Linked DNA regions of Homo sapiens: region 1 is linked to region 2. The links are chromatin contacts, found by Hi-C in ENCODE. All regions are on one chromosome and are shown on one strand. Each heading gives the region's core, a stretch centred on a gene start or an enhancer-like site at or near the end of the contact. The rest is flanking DNA. Distances are from core to core; before and after follow the strand shown.

The links. Hi-C counts contacts between places; a loop is a spot of excess contacts on that map. Pooled maps may share reads with other maps.
Region 1: a map of endothelial cell of umbilical vein shows a loop between it and region 2 (6-fold over the local background). The contact joins two enhancer-like sites. A Hi-C loop is called at or near these places in 2 of 168 maps with a recorded cell type or tissue (endothelial cell of umbilical vein and heart left ventricle), 2 of 37 single-sample maps with no recorded cell type and 9 of 50 pooled maps.

Annotation. Positions count from the first base shown.
Region 1 is chr16:18,960,590-18,968,461 of GRCh38, forward strand. No RefSeq gene overlaps it. Among named protein-coding and RNA genes, the nearest start is that of TMC7, 19 kb to the right of the region's middle. Within about 2 kb of position 1,987, at least 9 of the 41 ENCODE cell types and tissues checked have a DNase peak (open chromatin) inside an H3K27ac peak, as active enhancers do.
Region 2 is chr16:19,377,036-19,384,157 of GRCh38, forward strand. All of the region lies in intron 1 of LOC105371114 (a long non-coding RNA gene), which reads right to left. Among named protein-coding and RNA genes, the nearest start is that of TMC5, 37 kb to the right of the region's middle. Within about 2 kb of position 3,461, at least 2 of the 41 ENCODE cell types and tissues checked have a DNase peak (open chromatin) inside an H3K27ac peak, as active enhancers do.

The DNA of each region.
Region 1 (7,872 bases), core at 737-3,236, 420 kb before region 2:
AAATTAGCCAGGCATGGTGGCACGTGCCTGTAGTCCCAGCTACTTGGGAGGCTGAGGCAGGAGAATCACTTGAACCCGGGAGGCAGAGATAGCAGTGAGCTGAGATTTGCCACGGCACTCCAGCCTGGGCGACAGAGCGAGACTCCATCTAAAAAAAAAAAAATTAGCCAGGCATGGTGGCGCATGCCTGTAATCCCAGCTACTCAGGAGGCTAAGGCAGGAGAATTGCTTGAACCCAGGAAGCAGAGGTTGTGGTGAACTGAGATTGTGTCATTGCACTCCAGCCTGGGCAACAAGAGCAAAACTCCATCTCAAAACAAACAAACAAACAAAAAACAAAAACAAAAAAAACTGTACCTAAGAAGGGTCATGTCCCTTCTCTCCAAAGGATGCATCTTGTTGGAGGGTCAAAACACACCAGCATTTATCATCACTGCTAGCTGAGGGCCCCAGAGGCAGTCTAGGGCAGTGGTTAAGGGAGCAGATGCCACAGTCAGTTTTCCTAGATCAGCAGTTGGCAGACTTTCTGTACAGGAATGTCTTAGTCTGTTTGTGTTGCTATAAAGGAATACCTGAGACTGGTAATTTGTAAAGAAAAGAGCGTATTTGGCTCATGATTGTGCTGGCTGGAAGACTAGCCATTTGGTGAGAGCCTCAGGCTTCTTCTACTCATGGTGGAAGGGAAAGGGGAGCTCCTGTGTGCAGAGATTACATGGAGAGAGAGAAAGCAAGAGAGAGATGGAGGGTGCAGGCTCTTTTTATTTTTTATTTTTACTTTTATTCTTTTTTTTTGAGACAGGGTCTCAGTCTGTCACCCAGGATGGAGTGCAGTGGTGTGATCACAGTTCACTGCATCCTTGAACTCCTAGGTAGCTGGGACTATTGGTGTGCCACCATGTCCAGTTAATTAAAAAAAAAAATTGTATACAAAAAAAAGGAGCAAGATGGAATCAACTATATCAGATTTTTCTCCCTGTCATAATTTTTGCAAAGGTGATCTCACTGCTGCAGTCCTTCCATTGTCTCCTGCCTGGACACTCAAACCCACAGCACAGTCCCTGCTTTTATTCTCACCCATCCTCTCTCTAGAACTCCAGTTCTGCCCACACAGTGGCTGACTCGCCATCTCTACCTGGACATCCACAGGCCCTGGGACTCAGTGGGTCCCAGACCTAATGGTCATCTCCTTCTTCCCTCCTGCAGCTCCTTGCCTGGTTTCCTGACCCAGGATCCTCCCAGTGACCATCTAGAACCTGGGAATCAGCCTGCCTCCTCCTTCTCATGCTCCCGGACCTATGATCAATCAGTAAGTCCTGTCGGTTCCACCTCCATGTTCTGGCAAATCCATGCCTTCCTCTGCTCCTTTTCTGGGTCACGCCTTCCTTGCAGCAATAGCCCTGGATCTGGTCCAGTTGCCTTCAGTCCGGCCTCCTCCAAAGCTGCCAGGGGACATTTCGTGTTCCCAAACAACTTATTTCTGACCAGGAGCCTCCCTTGCCTAAGAGCATCTCGGTTACCTTCACGTAGAGTAAACTTATGAGAAGAGGCTTTCGTTTTTTTTGAGACAGAGTCTCAGTCTGTCACCCAGTCTGGAGTGTGGTGGCATGATCTCGCCTCACTGCTACCTCCCTTTCCCAGGTTCAAGAGATTCTCATGCCTCAGTCTCCTGAGTAGCTGTGATTACAGGTGCCCGTCACCAAGCCTGAGCAATTTTTGTTTTTTTAGTAGAGACAGGGTTTCACCATGTTGGTCAGGCTGGTCTCCAACTCCTGACCTCAAGTGATCTGCCTGCCTCGGCCTCCCAAAGTGCTGGGATTACAGGCGTCAGCCACTGCACCCGGCTAAGAAGGAGCTTTTTGGAAGCCCCCAGATCTGGTCTCTGCCCACTTTTCCACCTCTAACTACAGATCCAGCCTGCCCAAGCAGGGTGACACCTAGCTCCCAGAACTCGAGGGCACACCCCGCTCACCCAGCTGTACTCTGCCAGGCATTCCTTTCCTCTTTCCCTCACCTACTTGGCAGACGAGCTTCTCTTCAAGTCCCAGCAAGTCTGTGTCTTTGTGGTGAAGCCACTTAATCCCCCACGTACTGATGGCTCTGGGCTCGTTTTTACAAGAATGAAATTTGCTTGTCATTTCCCTGACCCCTCGTGTAAATTCTTTGAAGGCATATATATATATATATATATATATATATATATATATATATATATAAAATTATTTTTTTTTAGGTAACTTTTGTCTTCTTAGAATGCTTGGCACTTGGCAAATATCAACATGTAAATATTCGTTGAGCAAATAAATGTTTGCTAAGGAAATGAGCTGTATCAGGGCTGGATTACCCAATAGAGTTTAGGGCCAGTAGCAAAACAGGGGAGACCCCCAAATTATTTAGAAATAATTTGATATTTAATAGTTGGATAAAAGCATTGAAGCATCATAATGAGAAAATGAGAATTTTGGAGGATGTCTTTACATTCCTTTCACTGCTTTGTTTGTTTGAGGCAGGGTCCCACTCTGTCACCCAGGATGGAGTACAGTGGTGTGATCGTGGTTCACTGCAGCCTCAACCTCCGAGGCTCAAGTGATCCTCCCGTCTCAGACTCCCAAGTAGCTGTGCACCACCATGCCAAACTGGTTTTTTATATTTTCTAGAGATGGGGTCTCACTATGTTGCTGGTCTCAAATCCCTGAGCTCCAGTGATCCTCTTGCTTCAGCCTCCCAAAGTGCTGGGATTACAGGAGTGAGACCCTGGGCGCAGCCAATTTTATATATATATGTATATATATACATATATATACACGTATTTATATATGTATATATACACATATATATACATATATACATATATACATGTATATATACATATATACACGTATATGTACATATATACGTATATATACACATATATACGTATATATATATGTTTGTTTGTTTTGTTTTGTTTTGTTTTGTTTTGTTTTGTTTTGTAGAGACGGCATTCACTATGTTGTCCAGGGTGGTAACTCCTGGACTCAAGTATTCTGCCGGCCTCGGGCTTCCAAAGTGCTGAGATTACAGGCATGAGCCACTGCACCTGGCCTCTTCTTGATTTATTTACCTTTATTTATTTGTATTTATTTATTTATTTTTAGATGGAGTTTTGCTCTTGTTGCCCAGGCTGAAGTGCCATGGTGTGATCTCGGCTCACTGCAACCTCTGCCTCCTGGGTTCAAGCGATTCTCCTGCCTCAGCCTCCCAAATAGCTGGGATTACAGGCATGCGCCACAAGGCCCAGCTAATTTTGTATTTTTAGTAGAGATGGGGATTCCCTATGTTGGTCAGGTTGGTCTGGAACTCCTGACCTCAGGTAATCCGCCCGCCTCTGCCTCCCAAATTGCTGGGATTACAGGCGTGATCACCGTGCCCAGCCTTTACCTTTATTTTTCAAGCTGAATTATACTATTGTTTTTTAAATAGCAGACTTTAAAAAGAGCAATTTTACAGAAACAGCAGGTTTACAGACAATTGAGCAGAAAGTCCAGGAAGTTCCCAGATATTACTTTCACCCCCCTTCCTTTAGTTTCCCCATTATTGACATCTTGCATTGGTGTGGCACACCTGTTAAAATTGATGAACCAAATTGATACATTATTATTAATTATAGGTAATCGTTTACATTAGGGTTCACTCTTGGTGTTGTACATTCTATGTTTTTCTTTTCTTCTTTTTTTTTTTTTTTTGAGATGGAGCGTCACTCTTGTTGCCCAGCCTGGAGTGCAATGGCGTGATCTCGCCTCACCGTAACCTCCACCTCCTGGGTTCAAGCTATTCTCCAGCCTCAGCCTCCCAAGTAGCTGGGATTACAGGCATGTGCCACCACGCCTGGCTAATCTTGTATTTTTAGTAGAGACGGGGTTTCACCATGTTGGCCAGGCTGGTCTCGAACTCCTGACCTCGGGTGATCCACCTGCCTCGTCCTCTGAAAGTGCTGGGATTACAGGCGTGAGCCACCATGCCCAGCTGATCCCTATTTTTCTAGGGGTGAACATCTGTGGGTAGGGTTTGGCTGACACATCTGCAGTGCCACTAAGAATGGCAAGTTTCTTTATTAGCTTCTCAGTATCAGCTCTGGCCTGAGATTCATGGTCTGGTCATTCAGACCAATGCTCCGAAGTCCCATAAAGAAGCAAAAACCAGGTTAGGTGTATTGGCTCTTGCCTGTAATCCCAGCACATTGGGAGGCTGAGGCAGGAAGCTCTCTTGAGCCCAGGAGTTGGAGACCAGCCTGGGCAACATAGTAAGACTCTGTCTCAATAAAAAAAAAAAGAAAAAATTAAAAAATTAGCTGGGTGTGGGCCGGGCACGGTGGCTCACGCCTGTAATCCTAGCACTTTGAGAGGCCGAGGTGGGTGGATCATCTGAGGTCAGGAGTTCGAGACCAGCCTGACCAACATGGAGAAACTCCATCTCTACTAAAAATACAAAAAAAAAAAAAAATTGCCAGGCCTTGGAGGGGCACCTGTAATCCCAGCTACTTGGAAGGCTGAAGCAGGAGAATCACTTGAACCCAGGAGACGGAGGTTGCGGTGAGCTGAGATTGCGCCATTGCACTCCAGCCTGGGCAACAAGAGCGAAACACCGTCTCAAAAAAAAAAAAAAATTAGCTGGGTGTGGTGGCACGTGCCTGTCATTTCAGCTACTCAGGAGGATGAGGCAGAAGGGTCTCTTGAACCTGGGAAACTGAGGCTGCAGTGAGCCAAGATTGCGCCACTGGACTCCAGTCTGGACAACAACAGAGACCCTGTCTCAAAAAGCAAAACAAAACAAACACAAAGCAGGCCGGGTGCGGTGGCTCACGCCTGTAATCCCAGCTACTCAGGAGGCTGAGGCAAGAGAATCACTTGAACCCGGGAGATGGAGGTTGCAGTGAGCCGAGATTGCGCCATTGCACTCCAGCCTGGGGAAAAAGAGTGAAACTCCGTCTCAAAACAAACAGACAAACAAACAAACAAACAAACAAACAAACAGCAAAAACAAGGCAGATGAGAACTGTTATGTAAAAGCCAAGGGCTCTGGTCTGTGAGCATCCCGTTTCCTGTCTTTGCATCCTGCAGATTAAAAAGGCCCTTCTGCTTCTCGTAAATCCCAAAGTCACATCACTCAACACAGTTGTCAGGTTGCGACTGGTTGAAATGCGGACAGGATTTAAGACTTTGAAAATAGACAGAGATGGACACATCAGAAAGAACAGAAAGACCCGGGGACATCCTGCATCTCTGCAGATTGAAGGTATCTCATGTGTATAAATTAATACAAATATATGACTTGCTCACACAGCCAGGGCTGGGACTCAACCCCTGGGACTGCTGGGAAACTTCTTTTTATTTTTTCTTTTTTTTTTGAGATGGAGTCTCGCTCTGTCGTCCAGGCTGGAGTGCAGTGATGCGATCTCGGCTCACTGCAAGCTCCGCCTCCCGGGTTCATGCCATTCTCCTGCCTCAGCCTCCTGAGTAGCTGGGACTACAGGCACCCGCCACCACGCCTGGCTAATTTTTTGTATTTTTAGTAGAGACAGGGTTTCACTGTGTTAGCCAGGATAGTCTCGAACTCCTGACCTCGTGATCCGCCCAACTTGGCCTCCCAAAGTGCTGGGATTACAGACGTGAGCCACTGTGCCTGGCCACTTTTTCTTTTTTTTGAGACAGAGTCTCGCCCTGTCGCCCAGGCTGGAGTGTAGTGGTGCAATCTTGGCTCACTGCAACCTCCACCTCCCAGGTTCAAGCAATTCTCCTGCCTCAGCCTCCTGTGTAGCTGGGATTAGAGGCCACCACACCTGGCTAATTTTTGTATTTTTAGTAGAGACAGGGTTTCACCATGTTGGACAGGCTGGTCTCGAACTCCTGACCTTAAGTGATCGGCCCACCTTAGCCCCGCAAAGTGCTGGGATTACAGACGTAAGCTACCGTGCTCTGCCAATTTCTGGGAAACTTCTGCAGTACAATATTGCCACCTGGAATTTAGTCCCTTAGTATGTGTCTCCCTTAGTATGTGTCTGCCAGGGCAGTTTCCACACTAGAGCGAAACAATTTATTTGTCCGTCTCCCCATTCCCACCCCCACCCCCAACTCCCACTTTAGGATACAAACTCTAGGGGCCAGGCATGGTGGCTTATTCCTGTAATCCCAGCACCTTGGCAGAATCACTCGAGCCCAGGAGTTTGAGACCATCCTGGACAATACAGCGAGACCCCATCTCTATAAAACATTTAAAAATTGGCCAGACATGGTGACACGCACTTGTAGTCGCAGCTACTTGGGAGGCTGAGATGGGACGAGGCTGCACTGAGTCAAGATTGCATTACTGCACTCCAGCCTAGGTGACAGAGCCAGCCCCCATCTTAAAAAAATTAACCAGGTGTTACGGTGTGTACCTGCAATCCCAGCTACTCAGGAGCCTGAGGCCAGAGGATTGCTTGAGTCCAGCAGTTGGAGGCTGCATTGAGCTGTGATCATGCTACTGCACCCATAAGGGCAGGAATTTTTTCTTTTCTTTTTAACTGAGGTGAAATTCACATTACATAAACTGTACAATTCAGGACATTCACAATGTCAAACAGTCATCACCTCTATCTAGCTCCAAAATGTTTTCATCACCCCAAAGAAGACCTCATACCCATTAAGCAGCCATTCTCCATTCTCCCCTCCACCTCCACTGGCAACCACCAATCTATTCTCTGTCTGTGGATTTGCCTATTCTGGACATTTCATATAAATGAAATCACCCAATTTGCGACTTTTTGTGTCTACCTTCTTTCACTTAGCATTAAAGCTTTTGTGGTTCATCTACATTATAGCATGTAGCAGCACTTTATTTATTTATTTATTTATTTTTGAGATGAAGTTTTGCTCTTGTTGCCCAGGCTAGAGTGCAATGGTGCGATCTCGGCTCACCACAACCTCTGCCTCCCGGGTTCAAGCAATTCTCCTGCCTCAGCCACCCAAGTAGCTGGGATTACAGGTGCACACCACCACATCTGGCTAATTTTTGTATTTTTAGTAGAGATGGAGTTTCTCCATGCTGGTCAGGCTGATCTCCAACTCCCTACCTCAGGTGATCTGCCTGCCTTGGCCTCCCAAAGTGCTGAGATTACAGGCATGAGCCATCATGCCTGGCCTCTTTTTTATGGCTGAATAATGTTCCGTTGCACAAATAACCCACATTTTGTTCATTTACTTATTTATTTTTTGAGACAGAGTCTTGCTCTGTTGCTAGGCTGGAGTGCAATGGTGCAATCTCGGCTCACTGAAACCTCTGCCTCACCAGTTCAAGTGATTCTCTTGCCTCAGCCTCCCAAGTAGCTGGGATTACAGGTGTGAGCCACCACACCTGGCTAATTTTTGTATTTTTAAAATTTATTTTATCTTTTTTCTTTTGAGACGGAGTTTCACTCTTGTTGCCCAGGCTGGAGTGCAATGGTGTGATCTCAGCTCACCGCAATCTCCGCCTCCTGGGTTCAGGTGATTCTCCTGCCTCAGCCTCCCAAGTAGCTGGGATTACAGACATGCACCACTACGCCTGGCTAATTTTGTATTTTTAGTAGAGACAGGGTTTCTCCATGTTGGTCAGGTTGGTTTTGAACTCCCGACCTCAGGCGATCCGCCTGTCTCAGCCTCCCAAAGTGCTGGGATTACAAGCGTGAGCCACTGCGCCCGGCCTAATTTTTGTATTTTTATTAGAGATGTGGTTTCGCCATGTTGGCCAGGCTGGTCTCCAACTCCTGATCTCAAATGGTCCTCCTGCCTTGGCCTCCCAAATTGCTGGGATTACAGGCGTGAGCCACTGCACCAGGCTCATTTTTCCATTCTCTTTTTTTTTGAGACAGAGTCTTGT
Region 2 (7,122 bases), core at 2,211-4,710:
AAGGCTATACCATCTAGGTTTATGTGAGTACACGCTATGATGTTCACACAGAGATGACCTTGCCTAATGACACATGTCTTGAAACAGATCTTCATCGTTGAGCAACTCAGGACTGTACTATAAGGGCTCAAAAGAGTCAAAACAGTAAGCATAACACTCAGGGCCCGGTGTGGTGGCTCACCCCTGTAATGCCAACAGTTTGGAAGGTGGATCACTTGAGCCCAGGAGTTTGAGACCAGCCTAGGCAACATGATGAAACACTATCTCTACAAAAAATACAAAAATTAGTCAGGCATGGTGGTGTGCACCTGTAGTCCCTGCTACTCAGGAGGCCTCCCAGCTGCTCAGGAGGCCGAGGTGGGAGGACCGCTTGAGCCCAGGAGGTCAAGGCTGCAGTGAGCTGTGATTGCACCACTGCACTGCAGCCTAGGTGACAGAGAAAGGCCCTGTGTGTGTGTGTGTGTGTGTGTGTGTGTGTGTGTGTGTGTGTGTGTGTGTATGAATGAACGAAAGAAAGAAAGGAACAAAGACAGAAAGAAACAGACACTCAGCACCCCAGAGCACAAAGCGTGATAAGAAGTGCGATCCAGGATATATATTTTGGAAATGCTCTACCATGCTATGTGCCAAAGTCTGGAAAGTTCCCAAAAGACCACCAGACAGGGACTGGTAAACTAACCAAGGCAGGGACTCACCTGCCATCACCGTCATTGTCTATAAGCACGTGGGTGCTTATAGAAAAGACACATTGAGCAGGGCATGGGCGCAGGCACCTGTAATCTCAGCTACTCAGGAGGCTGAGGTGGGAGGATCCCTTGAGCCCAGGAGTTCAAGATTACTGTGAACTGTAATCTGTGCCACTACACTCCAACCTGGGCCACAGGGCAAAACCCTGTCTCGAAAAGAAATCTTGTGCTCCATGGCCAGTTTGTACTGCTGCCCTGCCTGTTGCAGGCACAAGTCGAAGAGCAAGTCTGAGAGGAACCATAGTACTTCAACTTGCTGACACAATGATTGGGCCAGAGTGTGGTCATGTGACACTCAATGAACCAATCAAAGTCCTTCCCTTGCCTTTTAGAAACAGACTGGGAGACATTTACTGAGCACCTATTTTGAGGGACTTACAAGGTTTCCTTCCAGCTTTGAAATCCACGAACCTATAAAAATAATTCCATTTTTAATTCCCCACTTGGAAACAATGATTTGTTAAGCACTTATTGTATGCTAAGCAATATGATCTATGCATTATCTTTCAACAACCTTACAAGATAGATAATATTTCTGTTTCCATTTCTTAAATAAGGAAAGGTTTCCCAGAAGTTAAACAATTTGCTTAAGGTCAAACAGCTAGAAAGTGCTCAAGTTTGAAGTTTCAATTTCTCTGACTCCAGAGTTCAGAGTCTTAATTAATGGCTAAATTGACTCTCATTGACATAATTATGCTCTGAGCCCATCACTAGTTCATTACAATTTCTTTGAAAATACCATTTTTAATGGCTGTAACTTCTTTTTTATCTTGTGGATGCTGTATAATTTAAGTAACTCCCAGTTGTTGAATAATTAGGACATTCACAATCTTTGCCATTATAATCGGCATTTTGTTCTAAATCTCAGTCAGCAAACTGCAGCTTGTGGGCCAGATTCACTTTGCTGCCTGTTTTGTTGGAACACAGCCACGTGCATTTATTCCCATAGCGTCTATGGTTGCTTTCAAGGCAAAGTGGAGTAGTTGCAACAGAAACCTTATGTCCCACAAAGCCTCAAATACTTACAATCTGACTATTTACAGAAAAGGTTTGCCAACCTCTGTTCTAAATATTTATCTACAATGCTGATTCCATCCTTAGGATAAACATATAGAAAGAGAATCAAGGCCGCGAGTGGTGGCTCATACCTGCAATCCCAGCACTTTGGGAGGCCCAGGTGGGCAGATCGCTTGAGCCCAGGATCCTGGGCAACATGGCTAAACCCCATCTCTACAAAAAAAAAAAAAAAAAAAATTACAAAAATTAGCTGGCATGCACCTGTAGTCCCAGCTACTTGGAAGGCCAAGGTGATAGTATGGCTTGAGCCTGGGATATGGAGGTTGCAGTGAGCCTAGATTGTGCCACTGCTCTCCAGCCTGGGCAACAGAGCCAGACTCTGTCTCAAAAAAAAAAAAAAAAAAATAGAACCAGCCAGGTGCAGTGCTGCACACCACAGTCCCAGCTACCCTGGAAGCCGAGGCAGAAAGATCTCTTGATCCCAGGAGTCTAAATCCAGCCTGGGCAACATAGCAAGAACCCTACCTCTTAAAAATAAATAAATTAATTAAAAATTTAAAAGTAAGACCAGGTGCAGTGGCTCATGCCTATAATCCCAGCACTTTGGGAGGCCAAGGAGGGAGGATCACTTGAGGCCAGGAGTTTGAGGCCAGCCTGAGCAACATAGTGAGACCCTGTCTCCACACACAAAATATATACATATATATATAATTTTTTTAAGATAATAAAAGTTTAAAAATATTAAATTTTTAAAATCGAGACAGGGTCTTTCTCTGTCATCCAGGCTGGAGTGCAATAGTGCAAACATGGCTCACTGCAGCCTTGACCTGCCAGGTTCAAATGATCCACCTGCCTCAGCTTCCTAAGTAGCTGGGATCACAGGCGAATGCCACCACATTGGGCTAATTTAAAAAAAAAATTGTAGAGACAGGGTACCACTATGTTGCCCAGGCTGGTCTTGAACTCCTGGGCTCAAGTAATCCTCCTGCCTTGGCCTCCCAAAGTGCTAGGATTACAGGCATGAGCCACTGCACCTGACCTTAATTTTTTTTTAAAGAGAGTATCAAGTCAAATTACTTTTCAGAAAGTTGATTTCAAGCAACATTGCCACCAGCAGTTTGTTTAAAGGTTTCATATCCCAGGCCTTCCACCTTGGCCAGCCCTGGATGACATTATGCAAATAGAAATTGAGGTATTCCACTGTTTCAGGGGCCTCTGGGGATACAGCAGTGACCAAAATACACAGGTCATTGCCCTCATGGGGCTTGTAATCTATGAAAGGGGTGAGGAGATACAATAAACTGCTTGCCAAGTAAATATGTCATTTGTCAGACGGCAATTGGTGCTATGAAGAAAATCAAAGTGGTTGATTTTCCACCCAAGAAGGTGGAGTGGGGTGCTAGTTTACATAAGGAGTTCAGCATCTGTCACTGATACGATGACATTTGAGCAGAGAACTGAAGGAAGAGCATCCCAGGTGGAGGATAAAGCAAATACAGTGAACATGATATTTTCAAAATTCAGCAGGGAAAATCATTATTTTTAGATCCATAGTAGAGCGGTGCTGGGGAGTATTGAGATAACTTTGTCCAGCAGGTAAGTCCAAAGGTATTTCTGTTTGACTCTGAAGCCCCTTGTACTTGCAGCTGATTTGCTTCGAGATTAGGGTTGGCTAAAGCTAACACTAAAATTAGCTTTCGTTTCCTAAATAAACAGCAGCTGGCAGTACATTTGGGGGTGGAGAGCAGCCTGAAAGAGCAGGGTAACAAGAAAAAAAATTGAGGTTTTCACATTTGCTAAGGAAGGAGAGATGCATATCAGTAACTGAGTCAGGTGATATATTCAAGCCTCCCTGGGTGATGGTGTCTTCTGAAACCATAACATGTTAAAATCCTCACTGTCATCAGAAATATTTTCCTTTCCCTCCTCCTCCTTCATTCAATCACCAAATCCTGTAATATCTCCCTCAGAATGAGCACATGAGGCTGGGCACAGCGACTCATGCTTGTAATCCCAGCATTTTGGGAGGCCAAGGCAGGCATTAGGGCCAGGAGTTCCAGACCAGCCTGGGTAGCATGGTGAAACCACATCTCTACCAAAATATGTATATATATATATATACAAAAATTAGCTTAGCTGGTCATGGTGGCACACACCTGTAGTCTCAGCTGCTTGGGAGGCTGCGGTGGGAGGATCACATGAGCCTGGGGAGGTCAAAACTGCAGTGAGTGATGATTGCACCACTGCATTCCAGCCTGGGCAACAGAGCAAGACTCTGATTAAAAATTTTTTTTTTTTGCTGGGCATGGTTGTGCACACCTGTAGTCCCAGCTACTCAGGAGGCTGAGATGGAGGATCACTTGAGCCCAGGAGTTTGAGGCTACGGTGAGTTATGATTGTGCCACTGCACTCCAGCCTGGATGACAGAGCAAGACCCTGTCTCAAAAATAAAATAAAATAAAAATAAAATGCCAACATGATAATGTCACACTCTTATATTAGTAATGTCTGTTTATTCCCAGCTAGAACTCTCATCTTTGGCTTAAATAGACACTCACAACCTTAGCTCCTTTTCCATCCTTCATTCCTGCCACATCTGCCCCAGATGTGCTCTGCTCCTGCCACACTCACCTCAAATGTAACTGTGGTGGCCAGCATCCAAGATGACCATCAGGGATTATCATCTGGCAATGATGCCCGTGTCTGATCCCTTTCCATGTTGGATGGAGCTAAGCGATCTGTAGGATATTGCAAAAGTGGCAACATATAGCTTCCAAGCATAGATCATTAAAGATGTTGTGTCTTTCTCCTTGCTCTCTCTTGAGCTGCTCTCTTGGGGAAGTCAGCCATCCTGTTGTGAGGACGCTGAAGCAACCCTGTGGGAATATCAGTGTGGTGAGAAACTGAGGCCCCCAGCCAACAGCCATGCGCGTGAGCTGCCTTGGAAGCCTGACTTCACACATCCACCTGATGACTTCTGGAAGCCTGACTCCACGTGTCCACATCTGCTCCATCTCCTTCAGAACTAGGCTGTTGGCCAATGCCCCTGTTTGTGTCTTGCTATTTCACTTGGACTATGACTAGGATTCAGGGGGCAAAAATCACCAATTATGGTGAATTCATGTTTTAGTTGATGCAGCTCCCATCAGCAAGGGCTTTTGCCTTTTTTAATGAAAATACCCACCTGGCATGGTGGCTCACACCTGCACTTTGGGAGGCCGAGGCAGGTGTATCGCTTGAGCCCAGGAGTTCAAAACCAGCCTGGGAACATGGTGAAACCCTGTCTCTACTAAAAACAAACATTAGCCAGTCATGGTGGTGCACACCTGTAGTCCCAGGTACTAGGGAGGCTGAGGTAGCAGGATTGCTTGAGCCCAGGAGGTGGAGGCTGCAGTGGGCCATGAGCATGCCACTGCACTCCAGCCTGGGAGACTGAGCAAGACCATGTCTTAAAAAAAAAAAAGAAAAGAAAGAAAAGGAAAAAAGAAATACCCAAAGCCTGAGCTGACCTGGTGATTCTGCCACCCCTGCAATCCTGATTGAATAATGCAACCCAAATTGGTCATAAATTATTCTCATGTAATTTGAAATCATCTACCACAAGGAGAACAAACACAAAAACTGCATAATCTCACAGCTTGCTGATAAGAACAGAGGGCTTACCAGTGGCAGTGAGGGCTTGGTGCTTGCCCTTGAAAGTGGAGTTCTCATCTGGAATTTCTATAATAGACCCAGAGTCAACAGCCAGGTTCATGCCTGAGGGACCTCAAGGACCATACTGGTTGCTCTGTGAAATGACTACCCCTGGCTTTTGGGAGGTTTAGAGATGACTTGAGCTCTTCATAACTAAAAACATCCATGGCATTTGAGCCTCACCCAATCTCTCAACTTTGTCATTCCCTGGGGATTTAGGGTGCACCGTTGGCTGGGGAACCAGCTGGCTAAAGAGAGAGGCAGTGCACCTGAGACTGTACATGAGCCCGGGCACCTGAGACAGGGAATCTGAGACAGTACTCTCTGTACTTCTTTATCCTCCTCTATAAAGTGATTCTAATAATAGCATCTACCTCTGTAGAAGAAAAAATTATTCAATGGCACATGTTAAAATACGGTAAGGCAGATTTTTCAGGACCATCATGATAGGTATAGGGAACATAGTAATGAAATTTTGCAATGGGAGAGAGATTGGGCTCAGTCTTAAATGGCTGGCCGGCTAAGTGGCTGACTGGGAGGCTGGGTGAGGGGTAGGCTGGGAGGCTGGCCGAGTGGCTGTCTTGGAGGCTTGCCAGCAGGCTGGCTGGCCCGCTGAGATGCTGGTGGGCTGGCTGAGAAGCTGGTCGAGAGGCTAGCGGGCAGTCTTCCTGGCTGAGTGAGAGGCTGGCTGGCTGAGAGTCTGGCTGAGAGGCTAGCTGAGATGTCGGCTGGCTCCGTCTGGGTTGGATGAGGACACTTTGGAGGAGGGAGCAGGAATAAGGAAGATACCCTTACCACCTGCTATCCCCCAGAGCTGGGAGCACCCGGCGCTGAGGGTGGGAGGCGGCAGTGACCGGGCACAGCTTATAGCACCCGGCTCCCTCCGTGCACCCTCGGATGCCAGGAACACCTTCCCTATGAGCACTCCCCATGGCCCTACCGTGGTGGACTGCGGGCCGCAGTCTCTATCTTATCCTCAAAGGTTTTCTGTAGATCTAAAACTGTTCTAAAACAGAAAATTATGTGTGTGGGTAAGTAATTTCCTGGCTCAAAATAAAAGCTATTTTCATTGTGGTTAAGGGTAAGGTCACTGGATGAGAACCTGGTTTCCGATTATTTCCTGTGTGAGCTGGACCACATGCCACAACCTTTCTGAGCCTGTTTTCTCATCCATAAAATGAGGATATAAGACTAGAGCTTAGGTCTCAGGGCTGTGGCAAGAACAATTGCCTAGAGGCAGCCTATATTTCCATCGATAGGAGATGGATTAAATAAATTTTGACACATCTGTGCAGCAATTACCTCTATATGTAGATATATAGAAAATTATATTTATAGAAGGTTTATTATTATTATTATTAATATTCTGAGATGGAGTCTCTGTCGCACAGGCTGGAGTGCAGTGGCGCAATCTCGGCTCTCTGCAAGCTCCACCTACGGAGTTCACGCCATTCTCCTGCCTCAGCCTCCCGAGTAGCTGGGACTACAGGCGCCCGCCACCACACCGGCTAATTTTTTGTATTTTTGGTAGAGACGGGGTTTCACCATGTTAGCCAGCATGGTCTCGATCTCCTGACCTCGTGATTCGTTGGCCTCGGCCTCCCAAAGTGCTGGGATTACAGGTGTGAGCCACTGCGCCCAGCCTATAGAAGGTATATTATGAAGT